2 separate regions of the Homo sapiens genome follow, and region 1 is linked to region 2. Evidence: read pairs that join two places in POLR2A ChIA-PET (ENCODE). Cell type or tissue: A673. All regions are shown on one strand. Each heading gives the region's core, and the rest is flanking DNA. Links, peaks and the distances in the headings are about the cores only.

Region 1 (15,572 bases), core at 157-8,156, 51 kb after region 2:
AGGGGAGCCTGATATTCAGGTTTCTATGGCCAAATTGTGGGTAAAAATCAAGGCTGGACCCTCTGGTTATATTGAGCCAGATAAAAAGTAGAGGACTAATGTCTGAACCTACCGTGTGCTGGGTTCTTGATGCCCATTGTCACCCCCTACTTTTACAGATGAGGAAACTGAGGCTCAGACAGGCCAGGAGTCTCGCACAAAATAGCAAGTTTACATCAGCGCCCAGACTTGAATCTAAGCCCATCCACCGCTAAAAAGTGTCCATCATTCCAATATTCCTCAATAGGTAGGTCAAGGAACATCAAATGCAAATTTTATTTATTTATTTTAAAAATTATTATTATTTGTGTGTGTGTGTGATGGAGTCTCACTCTGTCGCCCAGGCTGGAATGTAGTAGTGCAATCTCAGCTGACTGCAACCTCCGCCTCCCAGGTTCAAGCAATTCTTCTGCCTCAGCCAACAACCCCAAGCTGTGGACGCTGATAGCCTACTGTCTGATCTTCCCAGCAGCTTCTGTGGTGGGCGGTGCCTCACTTTTCCAGATGCTGGGACCAAGGCCAGAAAGTGATGGGGGTGCCTTGGGTCACTCAGGGTTTGAATTTGAAGTCCGTCCTGCCTGAATCCATAGTGTTTGTGGGGAGAGTCTGCCAGCTGTTCCACTCTGGCTGTCCCCCTAAGGTAGGGATATTTGGGATTAATTCAAATGAAGAGACCTAGACTCAGAGAGGTTGGGAAGCTAGTCCAAGGTCACCCTGCAACAGAAGCTGGGGACAGGCTCATTGCTGCCTTTCTGCAGGCATACCCTCTGGCTGCCCTAGAAACCCTCTCTGCTGTATCCGAATCCTGGCTCTGGCTGGGCCACAGGGCCATCTCCTATTAATCAGCCCAAAATTTCCCAATTAGCAAAATAAAAGGACCAGAGTTTTTAAAATGGAAAACCTGGGAAGAGACAGCTGCATTTCCCAGAGGCCCAGTTACTCACACAGTGTTGAGGTCCATCTCTGACACTGGACACAGCAGAAGATCTAGAAAAGTGCGTGCAAGGCCGGGTGCAGTGATTCACGCCTGTAATCCCAGCACTTTGGGAGGCCGAGGTGGGTGGATCACTTGAGGCCAGGAGTTTGAGACCAGCCTGGCCAACATGGCAAAACCCCATCTCTACTAAAATTACAAAAATTAGCCACATGTGGTGGGGCGCCTGTCATCCCAGCTACATCAGGAGGCTGAGGCATGAGAATTGCTTGAATCTGGGAGGTGGAGGTTGCAATGAGCCAAGATTGCGTCTCTGTGCTCCAGCCTGGGTGACAGAGTAAGACTCTGTCTCAAAAACAAAGTGTATGCAAGGGCATAAGTACACATATTCTAAACAGGCACACTCATACTCCTGCACACAGTCCTATACCACACACAAGCCCCCTATGCACACACACACGTGGGCACATGCATGCATGTGCATACCTCATAGGCACACATCCGGACATGCGTATACCATATGCACAGGGTACATACACATGCACACCCCCTGTGTACACAGTCACGTTATACATAAGGGTATATGTACATGTGTGGGCACCTACACATATAAATACTTGGGCTCACTTAAGCCACACGTAATTCAAGGGCCATTACACACACGAAGGCGCACATGTTCTCACCCTGTATATACACACACACCTGAGCACGCTCATACATGGTGTGTAGGGGGTCCCCAAGACTGCCCTCAGGTTCAGTGATTTGCTAGGGTGACTCCCAGGACTTGGCATATAGCTGGACTCATGGCTAAGACTTAGTACGGCAAAATGACACAAAGCAAAATCAGAAAAAGGGGCCTGGGGTGAAGTCCAGAGGAAACCAGGAGCGAGCATCAAGATTTTCTCCTCATGGAGTCACACAGGACGCACTTAATTCCTCCTGCATTGAACATTGACAACATGTGTAAAATGTTGTCTGCCAGGGAAATTCATCAGAGACTCAACGACCAAGGTTTTTACTGGGGGCTGGTCATATAGGCACCCTGTGCCTAGCATGTACCAAAATTCCAGACTCCCAGAAGGAAAGCAGATAATCAACATAAACCATGTTGTTTGTATAAACAGTCTATGCACAGTGAGCTCCTCTTATAATTCAGGGAAAGTTTCATATCACTAGAGGGAACTGTTTACCATCAAGTTCCCCAACCCTGGCCAAGGGCCAACCTCACAAGCAGGCCTTTCGAAGGGGACCATTCTCATACCTGCTGTGTTAACTCTTCCACACACATGCAGTCACCCACTACACATGAAGGTGGGTGCACACACATATGCATACCTCAGAGTCATGTGTGTGGGCACATATACGCTTGTGTTCACCTGTATGCACATGTGGATCTGTGCACATGTACACACCAAGCATGATCGCATATGTTCTCACACAGTCACATGGCACATGAAGACATGTATACACACACACCATGTGTACACACATGGTCACCCCCACATGCATACTCTGTATATGCTTGGACACACACACACAAACTTATACACATGGGTGCATGCACACACATCCTGTGTGCACACATGTGGGCACACTCACTCATACCTGTGCCCATTTAGTCACATACCGCACACAGGGGTTGTGCACGCTCGTGTGTGTGCACCTGTGCTCATACATGGGCCCAGGGAATACTCACACAGGTACACTCACAGATTTACATGTACACACTTGGGCACAACACACACATAACCACCCACACGTGTGGATTCATGCACATATGCATCTCTTCACCCCATTTGCACTCTCTTATACACACACACACACACGCACACACACAGGCTCCCAGGCTCTTCCCTCAGCATCTCCACCGGGGCCCTGAGGTCTCTCCTGCATGGTGGTGTCATGGCCAGAGCAGCCCACAAAAGAGATCTTAGCCCAGAACGTGGGGCTCTAAGGAGAAATGTCCCTACCAATGCCAGTTACCTGGACTCTCAGAATTCAGATGTTTTTGGCATGAGGAAGAAAGCACTTTGAGGCTTTAACTGGAAGACCCATTGGGGCACAGAAATGGTTACAAGGGCTGGACATAGTAGCTCACATGTGTAATCCCAATATTTTGGGAGGCTGTGGCGGGAGGATCACTGGAAGCTAGGAGTTAAAGACCAGCCTGGGGAACATAGTGAGACCCTGTCTCTTAAAAAAAAAAAACAAAAGAAAGAAAAGAAATGTCACAAGGAGCCGTAAGAGTAGAGCTCTTTTCAGTGCCCTGGACTCAGCTCTACCACTGATTTCTTTGTGGTTCTCAGATCAGCTTCTGCCGCTGTATTTCAGGCATATCGTCCTGATGAGAGCCCTTTGACTTTGACATGCTGGGAGTTTAAACACAAAATCCAAAGATCAACAAAGCCAGGAGGGCTGGGCACTGTGGCTCAAGCTTGCAATCCCAGCACTTGGGAGGCTGAGGAGGGTGGATCACCTGAGGTCAGGAGTTCAAGACCCACATGGCCAACATGGTGAAATCCCATCTCTACTAAAAATACAAAAAATTAGCTGGGTGTGGTGGCACATGCCTGTAATCCCAGCTACTCGAGAGGCTGAGGCAGGATAATTGCTTGAACCCAGAAGGTGGAGGTTGTAGTGAGCTGAGATCATGCCACTGCACTCCAGCCTGGGCAACAAAGTGAGACTCTGTCTCAAAAAACAAAAAACACAAAGCTAGGAGATCTAGCTTTACCCTTACATAGAAAAAGGGAAGATAATAGATAAAAAGGTAATTTATCTATCTCCAGACCTCATAGGATAAATTGATGAGAATAATCCTGGCTGGGTGCAGTGGCTCGCGCCTGTAATCCCAGCACTTTGGGAGGCCAAAGTGGGCAGATCACTTGAAGTCAGGAGTTCGAGACCAGCCTGGCTAACATGGCGAAACCCCATCTCTACTGAAAATACAAAAATTAGCCAGATGTGGTGGCACGTGCCCATAATCCCTGGTACTTGGGTGGCTGAGGCACAAGAATTGCTTGAACCTGGGAGGCAGAGGTTACAGTGAGCTGAGATTGCACCACTGCACTCCAGCCTGGGCAACAGAGAGTAAGACTCTTGTCTAAAAAAAAAAACAAACCTTCTGTGTCAATCCACTTTGCAGCAATAAATGAAAAAGCTGAGAACTTAAAAAGATTGTGTAAGCCTGGGCAACATAGCAAGACCCCATCTCTAAAAGAAATTTAAAGATTAGCCAGGTGTGGTGGCATATCCCTGTAGTTTCAGCTACTCTGGAGGCTGAGGCAGGAAGATTGCTTGAGCCCAGGAGTTTGGGCTGCAGTGAGGCATGATCCCACTGCTGCACTCCAGCCTAGGTGGCAGAGCGAGACCTTATCTCAAAAAAAAAAAAAAAAAAAAAAAAGATCTGAAAACTGTATAGTCAGTGTTTGGTCATAGGTGGGGGATTCCCATTCTGGAGGGTATGGATATGATAGAAGAAGAGATGCAGAACCCTCCCTCAGAAGGGGTGGTTTGGGGAACTCTCTTTCAGGAAAGAAAGTTGAGCACTAAGCCTAACACTGCCCGAGGGCCAGCCCTAGTGTTCCTCCCATCCCCACCACCAACTCCTGACATGCACACAAGAAAACGGCTGCTTTTAAAAATGCTTATTTTGAAATATAAAAATTAGCTGGGCGTGGTGGTGCACGCCTGTAATCCCAGCTACTCAGTAGGCTGAGGCACGAAAATTGCTTGAAACTGGGTAGAAGTTGCAGTGAGCCGAGATCGCACCACTGCACTCCAGCCTGGGTGACAGAGCGAGACTCAGTCTCAAAAAAAATAAATAAATAAATAAAAGGCGGGCGGGGGGGGGCTTATTTTGATAATCAGGGAAAATATATGACAATTAGAAATCATGAATGTGGCACAATGACAGCATGGATTTGTGCACAATGAGAGGATGAGGGAAAATACAGAAACGTAGTGCTTAAAAAATGTTCCTAATAGCCAAGAGTGTATAGCCTTCCACCTCACAGGAGCAGAGTTAGCCAAACACTGAACATTATCCTAAGGAAAGAGAAGGGAAACTTTGAAAAGAGAGCAAGAGACCTCGGGGCTGTTCCTTCTCCTGTCATGTCTCCTCCTGTTGTGTGTCCCTGGCCACCCTCCTGGAGCCAGGGTCGGGTGCTGGGCTGACCCTGTGTTTTCTCTCCTGAAGGCAGTGTGCCCTGGCAGCCCTCCGTGACGTCCGGCGGTTCCTTAGTGAGGAGGGGGGACATGTGGCGGTGAGTGTGACACCCTGGTGACAGCTGGGAGTGACACATGGGAGCCCATCCACATCTGTGCCTTTGCTCGTCAGGCATCTGGAGGGGAAGGCAGGGTGTGTGTGCCCCAGCTGCTCTGGGTGCCAGCCCTTGGGAGGAAGTCTGCAACAGCTATGCAGGAGGAAGCCAGAGACTGGATATGGGCCAGGAGTTTCCCTCTGGGCATGTGGTGGCCGCATTTGACCCTGCAGGACTTCCCTCTGGATGCTTGTATTCTTGGCCACCCCAGAAGTTACAGGTATCAGGTTGCCTAAGTCTTTAGTAAATGTGATTTCTCCTGGTGTGGGGAGAATCCTGCCCAGCATTACTGGTTGTTGTAGGAACCCACTGAATCCTGGATTAAGGGGATTCCACCTGTGTGTTGGCCCTTCTAGTCAGACGGAAGAGCAGAACAGGGCTAAACTGGGGTGTCTGTGGGAAACGGCTCTACCCCAGCCTTATATAGTCAAACACAGGGGCTGTTCTTTCCCTTCCTTCTTCTTCCTGGAGTCATGCCTTCTGGAGTTCTCTGTCCCCAGCTACAATCTGTGCCTGTAGCACAGCCATTGCCCTTCTCTCTCCTGGGTTGAATGTTCTGCCTGTGGATCCCACATCATCCTCTCTTTGACTTACTGATTTGTTTCATTGAAGCACATCCTCCAGTAACTTCCTGAGAAAGGTGCTTGGGGAGGTAAATTGTGTGAGACCTTGCACATCTGAAATGTCTTTTTTTAATCCTCACATTTGATGGTTGGGTATAGAATTTCTAGGTGGAAAGTGCTTTTCCCTTAGAACTTCTACAACATCACTCTGATGTCTTATGGCTTCTAGTGTGGCTGTGGAGAAGTCTCATGTCATTCTGATTTGCTGATCTTCCTAAAAGCTTCATCTCTTAGAGGGAGCTGAGAGTTTCTCATGCCCCTTCCGCTTGGGAGGCCTTTAGGGTCTTCAAGGTGATGTGGTTTGTGGTGGGTCTTCTCTCCACCATACATGGTCCTAGGGGGCCCCTTTTCATCATAACACTCTTGTTCTCCAGGTCAGGGAAATTGTCATGTATTATTTCTTTGACAAATCACCTCTGCCCCTTTCTGGCAACTCACTCCATCCCTACTCCCATTTTCTGAGCTGCTTTTTCTAGAACTTCTGGTGGCTACATGCTAGCTTGATTCTGAGATTCTGATTTTATCTTTTTTCTCTTAATTTTCTTTCTTTCTTTTTTTTTTTTTTTGAGATGGAGTCTCGCTCTGTCACCCAGGCTGGAGTGCAGTGGCGTGATCTCGGCTCACTACAAGCTCCTCCTCCTGGGTTCACGCCACTCTCCTGCCTCAGCGTCCTGAGTAGCTGGGACTACAAGCCCCCGCCACTGTGCCCGGCTAATTTTTTGTATTTTTAGTAGAGATGGGGTTTCACCATGGTCTCGATCTCCTGACCTCGTGATCCGCCTGCCTCTGCCTCCCACAGTGCTGGGATTACAGGCGTGAGCCACCACGCCCAGCCTTTCTCTTTATTTTCTCTGTTTTTTTTGGTTGTTTGTTTTGAGAAAGACTTCTTCAACATTATCTTACAAGTATATGAGTGTTGTTGTTTTTTATTTCCTTGAGACATGGTCCTGCTCTGTTGCCCAGGCTGGAGTGTAGTGTCTCAATCATAGCTCACTGCAGCCTGTCTCCTAGGCTTAAGTGATCCTCACACCTCAGCCTCCTGAGTAGCTGGGACTACAGGCACGTGCCACCATGCTTGGCTAATTCTTGTATTTTTCACAGAGACAGGGTTTCACCTTGTTGAGCAGGCTTGTCTCAAGCTCCTGGCCTCAAGCAATTTGCCTGCCCCAGCCTCCGAAAGTGTTAGGATTACAGGCATAAGCCACTGCACCCGGCCCAAATTTCTTTTTTTGTTTGTTTGTTTGATTTAGTTTCTGTTTTTCTTGTTAAAGGTTTTGCTGGAGTGTCCAGTGAGCCCTGGCTGGATGCCCTTTTTAAAAAAGTGATGCTGGGCTGACATGGTGGCTCATGCCTGTAATCCCAGCACTTTGGGAGTCTGAGGCAGGAGGACTGCTTGAGCCCAAGAGTTTGAGACCAGCTTACATAGCGAGACTCTGTGTCTACAGAAAAATTTTTAAATTAGCCAGGTGTGGGCCAGGTGCGGTGGCTCACACCTGTAATCCCAGCACTTTGGGAGGCTGAGGCGGGTGGATCACGAGGTCAGGAGATCAAGACCATCCTGGCTAATATAGTGAAACTCCATCTCTACTAAAAAAATACAAAAAATTAGCTGGGCGTTGTGGCAGGCGCTTGTAGTCCCAGCTACTCGGGAGGCTGAGGCAGGGGAATGGCCTGAACCCAGGAGGCAGATGGGAGACTGAGGCAGGAGAATGGCGTGAACCTGGGAGACAGAGCTTGCAGCGAGCTGAGATCGCGCCACTGCACTCCAGCCTGGGTGACAGAGCAAGACTCCGTCTCAAAAAAAAAAAAAAAATTAGCCAGATGTGGTTGGGCACAGTGGCTCACCCCTGTAATCCCAGCACTTTGGGAGGCCAAGGCTGGCAGATCATGAGGTCAGGAGTTCGAGACCAGCCTGCCCAACATGGTGAAACCTCGTCTCTACTAAAAATACAAAAATTAGCCAGGCGTGGTGGCACAAGTAGCTGTAATCCCAGCTACTCAGGAGGCTGAGGCAGGAGAATCGCTTGAACCCAGTAGGCGGAGGTTGCAGTGAGCCGAGATCACGCCACTGCACTGCAGCCTGGGCGACAGAGCAAGACTCTGTCTCAAAAAAAAAAAAAAAATTAGCCAGGTATGGTGGTACATGCCTGTAATCCCAGCTACTTGGGAGGCTGAGGCGAAAGAATAACTTAAGCCCAGGAGGTTGAGGCTGCAGTGAGCTATGATTGCTCCACTACGCTCCAGCCTGGGCGACAGAGTGAGACCCTGTCTCAAAAAAATTTTTTTTAAATAAAAACAAAAAAATGATGCTGTAACCGAGGTGTGGTGCACACTTGTAGTCCCAGCTACTCAGGAGGCTACTCAGAGGATGCTTGTGCAGGCCCCAGGTACTTCTCAAAGAGCTCCAGATGGGTCAGTGCCTGGCTGGATGGGGTTGGGAAGGGGGCCTGGGCCTCCAGCTCTTCTTTATCAGCCAGCTAGTCCTCCCATTTCGTCCCCACCTTTGTCCCTTTTCTTAGCAATGCCACTGCACCCTCTGGAGTGCTCTGGTCCTGCACAGGTGGTGTGCTCTGGTTGGCCAGCACCTGTGTTTGGTTTCCTACATGACTCTGAGTCCGTCACCGTGGATCTCTCTGACAGAATTGTGTTGATGTCTCCATCTCCTGTTGTCTCCTTTTTCTCCTGTCATCTCTTTTTCTCTTTATCCTTCTGTTCCCATTTTACTGGGGTGTCAGGATGGAGTAGAAATAAACATAGGTTCAGTTTACTAGGTTTAACTGGTTTCACTGCAATTCCTGTTGGTCAAACACAAACTGAGTGCCCACTGTGTGCAGAGCAGCACTGAGTAGGTTCTTCTGTGCCACGGGTCTGCTCCCCTGCTGGGAGCACAGGCATCCTCTCCTTCTAACTTCCTTGGGGCATTCTCTCCAAGGAAGGGGAGGGCCAGCCCAGCCGTTGCAAGTCTGGAGGAGACTGGCCAGGCAGGTGGACCTGGCAGCAGCTGGTCCTTATGAGAAATCCAGTCCCCAGAGAGCCTGTGCTGCGGCCCTCACTGCCCACTTCAGGGCCCACTCTGGCCCCTTCCTTCCCCAGGGCCAGAGGCTGAGTTAACCCTAGTTTGGTCCTAGGTTTTTGATGCCACAAACACCACCCGAGAACGGAGAGCGACCATCTTTAATTTTGGAGAACAGAATGGCTACAAGGTGAGGCCTCCTTGGCTCCTCTCCTTGGCGGAACTGTGGCATGTCCCCTGCCCTCCAGGGCTCCTTTCACCGCCTGCTTATGCATGAGGGGCATGGGGCTGGCATGGCTCCTGAGTGTAATTTGGGATGAGAGGGGCTGTCTCCACTTGGGGTTTGCTTTCCAGAGGGAAGGGGGTTTTCGTGGGAGAGTCTAGGAGAGGGCAGCACCTGCTTTAGCTCTGGACTCCTTGACCCCGCCTCCAGCCCTCTGAAGCAGGGTTTCAGGGCCTGGCTGCTTGTCAGCATGGGCCTCAGGGGATGGAGAGCTCCGAGGAGCAAGGCGGGAGGCCCTGAACATGTCCGTGTTCCTCCCTCCCACCACCCCGGCGCTTCTGGTCCTGCCGCAGACCTTTTTTGTCGAGTCCATCTGTGTGGATCCTGAGGTCATAGCTGCCAACATCGTGGTGAGTAGTGCATCTGACCTTGTCAGAAGGTCGTGTGTGACAGGGACATCCCTTTTCAGGTTTTGGCTAACCTTAATTTGATCTTGAACCTTGTGGGGGTAGGGAGGAAGTGTAACTTCAAATGCTGGGTCAGGTATGCCTCGCCCTCTGTGGATCACTGTGGAAGGCTGGGTGGCTGGTGGACATTCACTCACCCCACCTCCGCCTCGTAACCACCTGGACACTAGGAGAGCACCTTCAGCAGGGGTGGAAGGGTGGGTGAGGGGCATGTTTTATATTTCAGAGAAAGAAAGACTCATTCTTTCCTTCCCCTCCCCCAGTTTATCTGAGGAATGGGCATCTGGGTCTGGGAAAATGAGAGTTCAGGGTGGGGAACGGCCTCCAGGCCTCCCCCTGTACCACAAGGATGAGGGACTTCAATCCCTGGACCCTCAGTGATACCCTCTTGGCACTGGTGTGAGAACTCAGACCAGGGAGCTGCTGGACCAGCCCCCACCTCAGCTTCCAGCCTCAGGTTCCCGCACTGGTCTCCGGTGCAACCTCCTCCAGCCCCCTGCCCAGCAGTCTCCTTGGTCTCTGGCCCCGCCTGGCTCCTGACCCTGATATGTCCTTTCTCTGTGCCTGGCTCCGGCAGCAAGTGAAACTGGGCAGCCCTGACTATGTCAACCGCGACAGTGATGAGGCTACGGAGGACTTCATGAGGCGCATTGAGTGCTATGAGAACTCCTACGAGTCGCTAGATGAGGACCTGGATAGGTGAGTCAGGGCAGCGCCAGGCCCTGCAGCTGTGATGGTGGGCGGCAGGGGTCATACTTGGCTGCCTCCTATGGCTCCCCATGGTGGTGGCTGGAGGACCAAAAAGCAGAGATGGTCTGACCTTTCTTGTTTATTTCCTTGGGGCAGAAATGTTTGGTCAGAGGTGACTTGCAGAACACCGGTTACCTCATCCAAAACTCTGCGAGTCAGGATTTTATACTATTCCATCATGAAATCAAGCCGAATTTCTATGCAAGGGGTCTTAAAGCAGGGGTTGGCAAATATTTTCTGTCAAAGATCAGAGAGTAAATATTTTATTTAGACCTTGGAGGATGTACAGTCTCTGTTGCAGGCACTCACTCTGCTGTCACAGTACAAATGAAACATAGATGATATGTAAATCAATGGGCATAGCTGTGTTCCAGTAAAACTTGATAAAAACAGCCCACGGCTGAGTTCGACTGGCTGGCCACAGTTTACCAAATCCTGTCTTACAGAACACATGGGGCAGTGGCTGGGTAAATAATAATGTAGCCCTTGGTGAAGTATTACAGTCATCATTACAACTCGTCATTGTGGAGAGACATGGGAAAATATAATATTGCATTCAGTGAAAAGGCTGGAATACAAACTTGTGCTTAGGTTCTGTAATTCTATAAGATTGTGTAATACGGGCCGGGCAGAGTGGCTTATGCCTGTAATCCTAGCACTTTGGGAGGCTGAGGCGGGAGGATTGCATGAGCCTAGGATTTTGAGACCAGCCTGGGCAACATGGTGAAACCCCGTCTCTACAAAAAATACAAAAATTAGCCTGGTGTGGTGGCGCATGGCTGTAGTCCCAGCTACTCGGGAGGCTGAGGTGGGAGAATCACCTAAGCCCAGGGAGGTCAAGGCTGTAGTGAGTTGCAGTTGCACCACTGCATTCCAGCCTGGGTGACAGAGTGAGACCCTGTCTCAAAAAAAAAAAAAAAAAAAAAAAAAGGATGCACATGAACCAAGAAACACAAGCAACTCTGAGATGAATGCTTTTGGGGTGTGCATAGAGCAGGGTCCTCAGCTGGGTTCTAGAGCCAGCCCAGGCCGGGCCTGAGCTGAATGGCACCTGCCACCTGGGCCTCTCTATGGCTTTCATGGTCCCCCAGCACAGCATTTCTCTTCATGGTTCTGTGATGTGATCCATTTGTCTGGAGCGGCTTCTGTTGGATTTGTCAGTAAGCGTTGCTCTTGCTTTTATTGGTGGTGTCATCGTGACACCCCCAAACCAAGGTCCCAAGGTCCAGACAGTGAGAGCTCAACTGAGAATATCCAGAGGACTCTCAGCCTGAACCAGAGCCCACCCTGCACCCCCACACCCAGAGACTGATCAATGTGCTGTCCAAGCTGCAGTGCCACATAGGTCCAGAGTAGGGAAAGTGGCTGAGCTGGACTTATCGGCTGCCACCACCAGCACCATCCTCCTGTGCTTCCTGTCTCATCCACCAGCTGCCCAGGATGGGGTGTGGCAGCTGCTCAGCACACTTGGATGACCAGGACTGGGCTCTAGTGGGAGGAGGTCACTGGGGAAGGAAAGGCCAGGTCCTTGTACAGCTGACCAGGAAGAGTGAGGGCGTGGAGCGTTTGCCAGCTACTCCCAAGTCAACAACCCTCGGGAAAACTGTCTCTTGGTTCAACTTACAGACAGTGTATTGAGAGTGCGGAGATAGGCCAACAGGGGCCCCAGGGACACATGAGCAGCGGAGAAAGTCATGATGTGGTATGGCGGACCCCCCACTTTGGATGTCACCTTTGGGAAGCATGATGAGTGACGAGCACCTCCCATCTCCCGTCTCCCACAGGGTTTGCCTGTGCGTCACACGCACTGTGTTGCTCCCGCCTCACCCCCATCACTCGCACACCAGCTGACGGTCCTGAGGGTTGTAATCTCTGGTGGTTGGAAGTGCAAGGCCTCGCAGCTAGATTCCGTGGCTAGCCAGATGTGCTCTGTGAGAACCCTGGCCACGCTCACAGGCCTCTTTCTACTTTCTCTCTGGACAGGGACCTGTCCTATATCAAGATCATGGATGTGGGCCAGAGCTACGTGGTGAACCGTGTGGCTGACCACATCCAGAGCCGCATCGTATATTACCTCATGAACATCCACGTGACCCCCCGCTCCATCTACCTCTGCCGGCACGGGGAGAGCGAGCTCAACCTCAAGGGCCGGATTGGCGGGGACCCAGGACTGTCCCCTCGGGGCAGGGAGGTCAGTGCATGTGTCCCTGCGTGCGCACACGGGCCTGCATTTGTACCCTGCGTGGCTGGGTATATGCATGTGTGAGTGCGCTGGGGCTAGGCTCCCATTCTTTTAATGTGCAGTCGAGGTGAATGACCTTCATTCAACCTAGAATCTTCCCATCATGTAGGGAAGGTCATCAAGCAACAGGCAAATGCCTGGATCTCTGGTTTCCATGTGAGCTGTCACTCACTGAGCCCCTTTTGTCAGAGGCATGCCACCCTTAGAGCGACCTGAGTCCATACAGTGTAGCAGATAGCTGTGCCACAGTCCAGGGGAGACCTCAGTGGTCACGTAGCACAGGGCACCTGGTTGTGGGGAGGCAGTGGCCCTGATGAGTCTCAGCTGTAACTGTGCTGCTGTGCTCAGGGTCTGGGAGGGTGCACAGGAACAGCACTTGTGTTCTTGTGTGTCAGCATGTGTGTCATCGACAAGTTAGTTCATGCTTTTTACCAAACCTGTAGTGAGTGTTCAAGGCGAGGGTGATCTCATGGACCCTGCGGCTATGGGATGCTTTAAGGGCAGCCCAAGACCTGTGGGTCTGAGTTTGCTTATGATGTATTTCAGTTTGCCAAGAGTCTAGCCCAGTTCATCAGTGACCAAAATATCAAGGATCTGAAGGTCTGGACAAGCCAGATGAAGAGGACAATCCAGACGGCTGAGGCACTGGGTGTGCCCTATGAACAGTGGAAGGTCCTCAACGAGATCGATGCGGTAGTTACCGTCCCTCCCTCCCTGTCTACCTCCCAGATACCGCAGGGCTGCTGCATCATATTGTAACAACAGTGACCATTGCTCCCCTTGGGCAAAGGAGAGGAGAGAGAAAGGATACAGGAACCTAGGGGCTGGGAGCAGAGAGGAAAAGGCAGCCTAACAGGATGGGACCTTGGGTGAGCCCTAGACCATTCTCAGGAGTGAGCCTGGGAGTTGACACCTCAACCTCACTCTCCTCCCTCCCTGTGGCCTCCTGCTAGGGTTCCTCATGGTCTAGCTCAACAAGAAATCAGCGGCCACGGGAGCTTGGTAGCTGCAGTCAGCCATAGCCAACCTCCCAGGGATCTGGAGACACAAATGAGGTGAACCAGCACGGCCTTTGTCTCTTTAAAGATGCTGTTCTCGCCAGGTGCGGTGGCTCACCCTTGTAATCCCAGCACTTTGGGAGGCTGAGGCGGGCGGATCACCTCAAGTCAGGAGTTTGAGTCCAGCCTGGCCAACATGGTGAAACCCCATCTCTACTGAAAATACAAAAATTAGCCAGGCATGGTGGTGGGTACCTGTAATCCCACGTACTCGGGAGGCTGAGGCAGGAGAATTGCTTGAACCCAGGAGACAGAGGTTGCAGTGGGCTGAGATTGTGCCACTGCACTCCAGCCTGGGCAACAGAGTGATGTTCTGTCTCAAAAAAAAAAAAATGCTCTTCTGCTGACTTCTGGGTTGCATTGTTTCTAAGAGAAGTCTGTTGTCATTCTCATCTTTGCTCTTCTGGATATAATGTTACCTCCTTTTTCTCTGACTGCCTTTAATATTTTCTTTTCTTCTTTTTTTTTTTTTTTTCAAGACAAGATCTTACTCTGTCACCCAAGCTGGAGTGCTGTGGTGCAATCATAGCTCACTGTAGCCTCAACTTCCTGGGCTCAAGCCATCCTCCCATCTCAACCTCCTGACTAGCTGGGACTACAGGCACTTGCCACCATGCCAGGCTAATCTTTTCTAATTTTTGTAGAGACGGAGTCTCATGATGTTGCCTAGGCTGGAATATTTTCTCTTTATTGCTGATTTTTAGCAATTTGATTATGATGTATCTCAGTATGGTTTTCTTTATGTTTATCATCCTTGGGGTTTATTGAGATTCTCGGATTTCTGGGTTTCTAAATATAAAATGTGAAGAATTGTTGGCCATCATTTCTTCAAAGGTATTTTCTGCCACCCCTTCTCCCATCCTGGACTCCCACTCTGTGTGTGTTAGACTGTTTGGTATCATCCCACAGGTCACTGAACTTCTGGTTTTTTAATTTCTTCTGTTCATTTCTTCTCTGTCTTTTTTTCCTTCCGAGCTTTAATTTAGATAGTTTCTACTGCTATGTCTTCAAATTCACTTATCTTTACTTCTGCATTTTTATTAAACCCATCCAGTGAACTTTTCATATCAGATGTGGTGTTTTGAAGCTCCAGGAATTTCATTTTGTTCCTTTTTTGAATCTTCCATTATTTCTTCATTATGCTTGGCTCTGCAGTCCAGGAAGTGCCTCTGGGCAGTAAGCTGCTGCCTCCTCCCCTCAGCTTGCTTCCCTTCTCTCAAGGATCACAGTCCTGCCTAGTCTCGTGTCTAAAAACAGTTGTTTGATTTGTCCCTTTATTTATTTATTTTTTTGAGACGGAGGTTTGCTCCTGTTGTCCAGGCTGGAGTGCAATGGCACGATCTCGGCTCACTGCCACCTTCGTCTCCCGGGTTCAAGCGATTCTTGTGCCTCAGCCTCCAGAGTAGCTGGGATTATAGGCACCCGCCACCACACCAACTAATTTTTGTATTTTTAGTAGAGACAGGGTTTCACCACGTTGGCCAGGCTGGTCTTGAATTCCTGACCTCAGGCAATCCACCCACCTCAACCTCCCAAAGTTCTAGGATTACAGGTGTCAGCCACAGCGCCCTGCCAATTTGTCCTTTTTTAATAATAGTTGTTTTTGTTGGGGCCAGAGCAAATCTGGTACCAGTTGCTCCATCATGGCTTGGTCTTTATTATGGGTGGTTCCCATTTCAATATGAAAAGCTTTTTCTGTGGATATATACTTTGACTAATTTGAATATTACCACCCCTGCTTTTGTTTTTCCATTTTTTTTTACTGTGGTAAAATATGCATAACATAAAATTTACCATCATAGCTGTTTTGAAGTGTACGTTTCAGGAGTATGAAGTACATTTACATTGTTATGCAACTCTCACCACCATGCATCTCCAGAACTCTTTTAATCTTGTAAAAC
Region 2 (8,625 bases), core at 626-8,625:
GGATGGCGGCTTTAACCAGCACAGTGGGAGGCTGAGAGATGACACACTGGCTCAGAATGAATACCACCCACCCCCCCACTTTAGGATGCGCCTGTGTACCAGTGCCACGGAGAGTGAGGTGGCCCGGGGCAAAAACATCCTCAGAAATGCCCTGGTATCTCATCTAGATGGTGAGTCCTACAGCTCAGCGGGGAGGGGTAGAGTACATCTTGCCAGCGACAGCACCAAGGTGGCCACTGCTCCTAACTAACCAAGGTTAGAAAGGAAAACTTTGAAGACCACGCCATGCCCCATCACCCCACCCTTGGAGATGCAGGCAGGTGTGAGACAGGTCCACAGCCCATCACTGCCATAATAGGTGACCATAGAAGAGAGGGCTGTGATCTGAGTCAGCATGAGGTCAGGGAGGTCCTTGTCAACCTGAGGCTGGAGATTGTTTGTGTACCTGTGGGTCCAGGATTGGGCTGGGTGGACCTCTGAGCCTTCTCTCACCCTTAAAGGCACTACTCCTGTGTGTGAGGACATCGGACGCAGCCTCCTGACCTATGGCCGCCGCATCCCCCTGGCTGAATGGGAAAGCCGGATTGCGGTAACATGGACCCCTGGGAGAGGTTCTGGAGTCTTGGCCTGGCAGACACCTGGGAGGTGTAGGGTTGGGGCCTGGCATAGCGCAGCCTGCTCCTATAGGCATCCCTGGTGTCCTAGGCAGCTGTCACCTGCAGGGGTAGCATAGTGGGAGGGCAGGGCATAGGTGCTGATGGCTGTGGAGATGGGCGGGGCCCATGGAGGTCTATAGCAGGGATCCCTTCTGCCTTTCCTCTTTTGGGCTGGGGACAGCTGCATGCTGCCTGTGGGAGATCTCTGCTAGTTGGATGATGCTGACTGGCTGAGGTGGTGGCCAGGTGCCCGTTAGCCAGTATGCCCTCTGCCTCACCCTGCAGGAGGTGGATGCCAGTGTGGTACGTGAGATCTGCTCCAAGTACATCTATGACCAGTGCCCAGCAGTGGCTGGATATGGTAAGTGGCCTAGGGGGTCTGCTCTTTGTTTATTTCCTCAGGCCGTTCTCTTGGCCTCCCCTTCCACCTCTGCTCCCGCACTGCTGCTCAGCTTACAGAGCAGCCAGTTAAGGCCCCAAGCAGCTCTCCCCAGTCCCCTGGCTGCCAGGGAGTTCTTGCTCAGAAAACCTGTCCCAGCAGTTCCTTGACTGCCTGCCAAGGTGCCTTCATCAATACCCTGCACCCGTCAGGTAACGGGCACCTCCATGTGGGGTGGGGCTTCAAGGGCCAGAACATGAAGGGACAGGCTCAGCACCCCTGGGGGAATGTTCTCTCCTCTCTTTCCACTCAAAGCCTGTCTTGTGCTGCTCTGGGCAGCATCTCCGAGCTGGGTGCGGCACAGGGCCAGGTGTCCCTGTGCAGGCCAGGTACCCCACCCTGACGCTCCACCCTATCCCCACAGGCCCCATTGAGCAGCTCCCAGACTACAACCGGATCCGTAGCGGCATGTTCTGGCTGCGCTTCTAGGCGGGAAGCCTATGTAAGCAAGAGGGCAGGGCCGGGGTTTGTGGTCCCCCCCCCACCACAAACACAGCACTTCGGCTCCTCTAACCTGTGCCACAGGTGACCACCAATAAAATCCTCTGCTGAGAAGTGTGTCATCCCTCTTTTGGCATTGGCATGGAGTCCATGGGGCAGTAGATGGGGAGCAAGGACTTCCCTCTAGTTCTGTGGCTCCTGGATCCTCCTGCCTTCCCACAGGCTGATGTGTCCTCAGCCAGGGGCAAGCGTGGGGGTTGCAGCTGAGGCCGGAAGTCTTTGATGCCTACAGGGAGCTGAGCCCAGATGTTTCCACTCAGCCACTTAGGGGAGTTCCTCAGCCAGCTGGTCCCAAGATTGGGCTGTGGGAGTCCATAGGAAGTGTAAACCCAGCCTTTGCCCCTGTAGGAGTCCCAGCCTGGAATCCCTGCAGGCTCAGGTGGGAAACCCCTCACTGTGGACCTTGTGCCAAGTCACCCCCTGGTGGTCCCTGGTGGACCAGAAGGGGCCAAGGGGTGTCTCCAAGGATGCCTCTTGTGTGTGTTTACTCTGCATTCTGGGAGGAGGATAGCCTGGGGCATAGTGTTCTCATTTGGTTTCTAACTGCTGCCTGGACAAGCAGGGCAGGAATCCTTTGCCTCCGCTGACTCAGGCTCCAAGAATAGCCCTGAGCTCAGTGGGGCCCGAGCCCCCTCCCTCTACTACATTTGTCCCAGGCAAGTCCAGAGCTGCTGGCCTGACAATCCCCTCCCCATTTTCCTGAGGCAGCCAGGACCTGGTACAGCTCTTAGCTACCTAGTCCCTCTGTTATCTCTTTTGGCTCTGGTCCCCATGGTGGGTGCGCAGGTAGGCTGCTCCTCCTGCACCCCCCAGTGCTTCCACAGTCAGGTTCTCTGGGATCCCAGGGGGAAGTTGAAAGCGAGGGGCCCAATTTTCCTTTGAGGAAGTCGCTGCCTGGCAGTCACAAGCAGGGTGCTGGGACAAGGTCTTTTAGAAGATGGCTGTTCAGAAGTCCCCCCAGCATCGTAGCTTGGAAGTAGCCCAAGGAACCCTTGTATCACTATCACCCTGCCCCACTGCCTTTCCCTCACCATTGGTTGCCATACGTTGCCAATTCGGAGACATTTGTTAAGCACCTTCTACGGCCCGGGACTGGGGCATTGCGCAGATCATTCTACTTTGTGAACGGCTGGAGAGAAGATGCTGGGCAGCGCAGAACCCTGACAGGCCCAACCCTGGGTGCTCATGGAGGTGCAACACCCAGGCAGGGGAACAAGTGCCAAGTCTGTTGTCAAGTTTGAGCTCCTGGAGGATGGGGCTTCATTTCTAAGCCCAGCCTGGCCCTTAGAGGCTACAGGTGTGCTGGACACGAGAGCTTGAGTTGCTGGGAGTGGTCTGGTTCTAAGGGACCTTGCGTACCAAGCCAGGGACTCTGGTCTTTACCCTGGAGCCATGCTGGGGAGGTGTGTTGGAGGTTACTGTGAAGAGAAGTGACTTGGTCAGAGTTGAGATTCAGCATGGGGACTCTCAGGCCATATTTCTGTATCAGTCTTGGTGAGCTGTGCTGTGGCAGAACAGAGGTCATGGCCACACGAACTGGAGCCAGCTGTAGGGGACACAAAGAGGACTACATTCCCAGCAGGGCTGGGAGACGCGGAGGCACGAGTGGGTTGGAGGAGGGTAATCTTCCATAGTCCAGTGAGGAGTTTGGTGGTGTCCAGGGTACAGTGGGATGTGTGGGGCTGGGACCTGATAAAGAGGCCCTGGTTGGAAACAGATGGGGTGAGGTAGTGACTGAGGCCAGGGAAGGAAATGTTCAGGGAAAGCTTGGGAGGGAGAAGGATGTGCTCTGGGGGCTCCACCGCCCTGATGGGGTTGCAGGTAGGCACTGGCCTCGGGCTGTGCCCTAGGCTGTGTTCCTCCCAGGAGGCCAGAGCTGGGGCTTCAGAGGGCCACACTCCTGCTCGTGAGTCTCATAGAAGCTCCAGACGTGGAGTCATTCCAACCTTACTCCTACCTTCTCAACAGCCTCTCCCAGCACCCTTTGAGAGACCCTCTCACAGCAGCCTGTCCTTTCTTTTGGAGGCACCTCAATTCTGATGAGGTTTGCCTGAGCACCCACCCTCCCAGCTGGGCCTCCTGTCTCCCCTAAGACTGGCCCACGTGTGCACATATGTCTGTACCGTACTGTCCATGCCACTGGCCTGCTCTTGCCCGCCCTGGCTGCACGGGAGGAGGTGACAGTCTTAGGGGGAAGGGGCTGCCTGTGTGATAACATACCTGGTTCTCTGCAGCCCCCCACCTGGAGCACACCTTGCAGGGATGGGGGGTCCTGGGACATGGCTGAGGAGACCCTGACCTTGGAATAAGGTCATAGCACTATGCCCCAGGATAGTTTGGGGGGTCAGTAATAAGGGATAGAGCCCCAGCCTTCCTTGGGCAATAGGAAAGCAGGCAGCATGGATGGTCTTCACTGCCTCCAGCTCTGGCCACACCAGAGTCCTCGGGCTGTGGAGGAGTCCAGCCAGTGCTGTCCCCATATCTCCCTGTGGATCCCAGGGGAGGCTGTGGGGCCGGGCATATTAGAAGGGGCCCAGCAGCCTTGGTGAGTATAGATGTGCTTTCTGGGCTGCCCAGAGTTATTCAGGATTAGCAGGAAAAAAAGGGGGAGCAGGACCCAGATGGGGGCCTGCCCTTCTTAGCAGTGCCTCTCTGCCTTAGTGTCACCCATCTAATGGAGAGATATGCATATACAGAGCCCCACCTCCTTCGGACAGTGGCCCTGGCGTGGTGTGTGTTGGAGGACTGTCCACAGCCTCAGAAGCGAAGCTGGGGGAGGGTGTGAAGTCAGCCTGGGTAAGGGGACAGGAGTAAGGTAGGGGGCAGTTATGAAGCTGGAAGCTACAGGTACCATGAGGGCAGTGAGGAAAGGAGGAAGGGGCCCAAGGGGACCTCGGCCTGGTAGGGGAGATGGGTGGCAGGGACCTACAAGAAAAGTAGATGGAAGGAGAGGATGCCTGTGGGTGAGGACATGTAGGTAGGGGGACCTGGCCTGGGGCATGGAGGGCTCGATTCCTGAGAGATGAGCTGTCACTGTGGGTGGTCCCGCCCTCCACAGATGGGCGGCCCCCTCCCTGCAGGCACAGCTGGATTGCATCTGCCTGTGACATGGTAGGGGATGTGGGACACTGGGATGTATGCATAAGCATGACACAGGTTCTCTCCTCCTTCCGGCTTATCCCCTACAAAGAGGGGGTGAGTTACTTGGATCCAGGCCAAGGGGACCTTGGTTTCCCTAAGACCGGCCCAGAGTCACTCATTTGCCAGGGCTTCTTGCCTGTCAAGGAGATCCGGGTGGGGCCCAGGAGGCCCACCAGACAGATGGCTGAATCACAGGAGTGGCCGGCGGGACCCATGGCCTGAGGGCTTGTCTGGGCACCCCCACTGGATTGGGGGTGAGTCATCCCCAACTGCAGCCCCACCCCCCACGGCGCTGCTGCCTTGTGGCTCTGCAGGAACCTGTCCACTCCTCAGCCTGGTCACTGTGATTGACCTAAAGCAGCCAAGACCTGTGACCTTAGATGGAGTTAGGGGTACTCCCTCAGCATCTGCCCATGCAGAACCTTCTGGGAAATTCCCAGAAGCCACGGGGGGTCGGGGGGTTTATAGTTAAGTGCGTCATATCGTTTGTCTGGGGGAGGGGTGGGGGGGGCGGCGACCTCTCAGGGATATGGGTGAGGGCGGGTGCCTGGGTTCCCGCCTGCCGCTCCGCCCCCCGAGATCAGGGACTTTTCTCTGCTCTGCCCGAGAGACTGCAGCGGCGGCGGCGGGAGCGGGCGGACGCGCAGGCAAGACCAGGACTCGGGCTGGAGGGGCGCTGGGCTCGGACCTGCCAAGGCCACGGGGGAGCAAGGGACAGAGGCGGGGGTCCTAGCTGACGGCTTTTACTGCCTAGGATGACGCTGCGGCTTCTGGTGGCCGCGCTCTGCGCCGGGATCCTGGCAGAGGCGCCCCGAGTGCGAGCCCAGCACAGGGAGAGAGGTGGGCACCGCAAGGGAGGACCCGGCCCGGGGCACTGCACCGTGCCACCCTCCGCTCCACTCGGCCTTCATCCCCAACACCCCCCGCCCACAACCCAGCCAACTCCACGACGCCCCGCGGATTCCTCCTAATTCTGGGACTCCCCGAACCCTCCGCGATCGGTGCTGGGTTCCCTAAACCGCCTCCTATCCTGTTCCTACCCAAATTCTGGCTCCCTGGATGCGTGCGGGGTCCCCTGCCTTATGCCAATCCACGCCGGCCCCTAGAGGCTGACCTCAGTCCCAAGTCCACACCCGTGCTGGCGACTCTCCCTCCCCCGCACACCCCCAACCCTCCGCGGGAGTCTGCTCTGGGACCCACCGAGCTCAACTCCCTCCAAGGCCCTCAGGCTCAGGCCGATTCGGCCCTGGTTTGCATAAGATGAGGCCTACTCTCCCCACCATCCCAAGTCCCAGTGAGGCCACCGTGCGGGTAGGCGGGTGGTTGGCCTCCCAGAAGAGGCCCTGATCTCTCCTGCCCGCCCCAGTGACCTGCACGCGCCTTTACGCCGCTGACATTGTGTTCTTACTGGATGGCTCCTCATCCATTGGCCGCAGCAATTTCCGCGAGGTCCGCAGCTTTCTCGAAGGGCTGGTGCTGCCTTTCTCTGGAGCAGCCAGTGCACAGGGTGTGCGCTTTGCCACAGTGCAGTACAGCGATGACCCACGGTGAGTAGGGGCCCTGGGGGCTGGGGACCACGAGATCCCCACCAAGACTCCTTCCCCAGAGAGGGAGGAGACCCTGGAAACCCCAGGCCAGGTCTTTGCAGAAACAAGTTTTGGGGAACCTAGAGACCCCCTAGCCAGGACCTCCTTTGGAGACAGAGGTAAGGATTCCCTAGGTAGAACCTTCGTGCCCTGAGGCACCTCCAGGCTACTGCAAGACAGGAAGGTGCAAGACAGTGAGGCTGTGTTTTCTGATCTGGAGATGGGGAGCCCAGGAGGGGGCCCCCACGCCTGTTGGATTCTCCACGTTCTAGCCCTCTAACCCTTGCAGCCGTTCACCAGAGGTGCTCCATCTGGCCAGCATCCACTTTCCTACATCTGGACCCCTCCTCCTGCAATTATTTAATTAAGCAGCATCTTGTTCCCCACAGACTGTGAGCCCCTAAGGGCTCCTTCAGGTCTGCCCAGGCCCACCTGCAGATGGTGCACAAAGGAGCCCCTGGGGAGTTTGTTAACCTGGGGGTTCCAGAGGCAAGTGGGTGTGGAGAATGACAGAACGAAGGGACCCCTCAAGAGAGCCTGATACCCGTAACCCTCACCCTAGAGGCCTCCTCAAGGCCAGGGCCAGAAGAGATCCTGAGTCCTAGCCTGTTGCCACCCCTACCCTCCAACAGGACAGAGTTCGGCCTGGATGCACTTGGCTCTGGGGGTGATGTGATCCGCGCCATCCGTGAGCTTAGCTACAAGGGGGGCAACACTCGCACAGGGGCTGCAATTCTCCATGTGGCTGACCATGTCTTCCTGCCCCAGCTGGCCCGACCTGGTGTCCCCAAGGTGATCCCTACCCCTACCATGCCTCCCAAGATGACCCCAAATGAAGTGTCCAGGGGAACCGTGATTTGACCCCTGCACCTGTCCCAGGTCTGCATCCTGATCACAGACGGGAAGTCCCAGGACCTGGTGGACACAGCTGCCCAAAGGCTGAAGGGGCAGGGGGTCAAGCTATTTGCTGTGGGTAAGGACCGAGCAGGAGTGACAGGTCAGCTGGGGGGTGGGGGCAGTCAGAGAGCATGTGGGTGACTGAGTCCTGATGGGTCGTCACTTCAGGGATCAAGAATGCTGACCCTGAGGAGCTGAAGCGAGTTGCCTCACAGCCCACCAGTGACTTCTTCTTCTTCGTCAATGACTTCAGCATCTTGAGGACACTACTGCCCCTCGTTTCCCGGAGAGTGTGCACGACTGCTGGTGGCGTGCCTGTGACCCGACCTCGTGAGTTCCTGCCCACACGGTGTACCCTGACCTAGACCCCGGACCCCAATCCCCACTTGGCAGTGCTGATTCCATCCTATGTGCTCCTGACCCCGACCCCAACTCTGCATCATACATGCCCACCCCAATCCTCCTGCCTGATCCCCTGATCCCGCATTCCCAGCGGATGACTCGACCTCTGCTCCACGAGACCTGGTGCTGTCTGAGCCAAGCAGCCAATCCTTGAGAGTACAGTGGACAGCGGCCAGTGGCCCTGTGACTGGCTACAAGGTCCAGTACACTCCTCTGACGGGGCTGGGACAGCCACTGCCGAGTGAGCGGCAGGAGGTAGGATGTCAGGAGTGATAGGTGGTGGCTGGGGACTTGGCTGGGCAAGATAAAGTGACCTCTTGCCCTGGGCAGGTGAACGTCCCAGCTGGTGAGACCAGTGTGCGGCTGCGGGGTCTCCGGCCACTGACCGAGTACCAAGTGACTGTGATTGCCCTCTACGCCAACAGCATCGGGGAGGCTGTGAGCGGGACAGCTCGGACCAGTGAGCAATTCTGCCAGCCTCTGACCCCATTCACCTAACCCCCGACCCCAGTACCCCCTCCCACTTCTGACTCCATGAATCCCTGGTGGGACTCTCCCCCAGCTGCCCTAGAAGGGCCGGAACTGACCATCCAGAATACCACAGCCCACAGCCTCCTGGTGGCCTGGCGGAGTGTGCCAGGTGCCACTGGCTACCGTGTGACATGGCGGGTCCTCAGTGGTGAGTGAGAGATGTGGGCTGAGGGGAGTCCCCGCGCCTCAGACAAGGCTGTAGAGTCCTGAGTCTGCAAGGCCCACTGGCCCCTTGGTGTCCCCCATGCAGGTGGGCCCACACAGCAGCAGGAGCTGGGCCCTGGGCAGGGTTCAGTGTTGCTGCGTGACTTGGAGCCTGGCACGGACTATGAGGTGACCGTGAGCACCCTATTTGGCCGCAGTGTGGGGCCCGCCACTTCCCTGATGGCTCGCACTGGTGAGAAGGCTGGGCACTTTCTTCAGGCTGGGACGGGCAGGCAGGGCAAGGCCCGGAGGCCACTGACATCCCATG

The links. ChIA-PET counts read pairs that join two places held together with the same protein. Peaks named below come from ENCODE experiments on the same cell type or tissue, not always from the same donor. Only the 100,000 strongest peaks of a DNase experiment are listed, where the experiment ranks them.
Region 1: POLR2A ChIA-PET joins it to region 2 with 20 read pairs; 8 of 35 experiments call an interaction of 5 or more read pairs at or near these places.

The regions. Positions count from the first base shown.
Region 1 is chr3:48,533,246-48,548,817 of GRCh38, reverse strand. It overlaps PFKFB4 (6-phosphofructo-2-kinase/fructose-2,6-biphosphatase 4), which reads left to right. Exons shown (of 14, transcript NM_004567.4): 4 at 5,172-5,238; 5 at 9,047-9,121; 6 at 9,508-9,564; 7 at 10,199-10,320; 8 at 12,355-12,562; 9 at 13,160-13,306. Among named protein-coding and RNA genes, the nearest start is that of MIR6823, 9.0 kb to the left of the region's middle. In A673, for the core only: no CTCF peak of the experiment used is centred there; no DNase peak of the experiment used is centred there.
Region 2 is chr3:48,592,027-48,600,651 of GRCh38, reverse strand. COL7A1 (collagen type VII alpha 1 chain) reads left to right here and starts at 5,323. Exons shown (of 119, transcript NM_000094.4): 1 at 5,323-5,384; 2 at 5,492-5,577; 3 at 6,104-6,284; 4 at 6,956-7,115; 5 at 7,203-7,296; 6 at 7,389-7,550; 7 at 7,714-7,877; 8 at 7,953-8,082; 9 at 8,185-8,301; 10 at 8,404-8,550. The coding sequence starts at 5,493. UQCRC1 (ubiquinol-cytochrome c reductase core protein 1) reads left to right here. Exons shown (of 13, transcript NM_003365.3): 10 at 85-170; 11 at 501-589; 12 at 942-1,017; 13 at 1,460-1,650. The coding sequence ends at 1,524. In A673, for the core only: no CTCF peak of the experiment used is centred there; DNase peaks (open chromatin) are centred at 1,851 and 4,721; H3K4me3 peaks cover 650 bases; H3K27ac peaks cover 1,172 bases.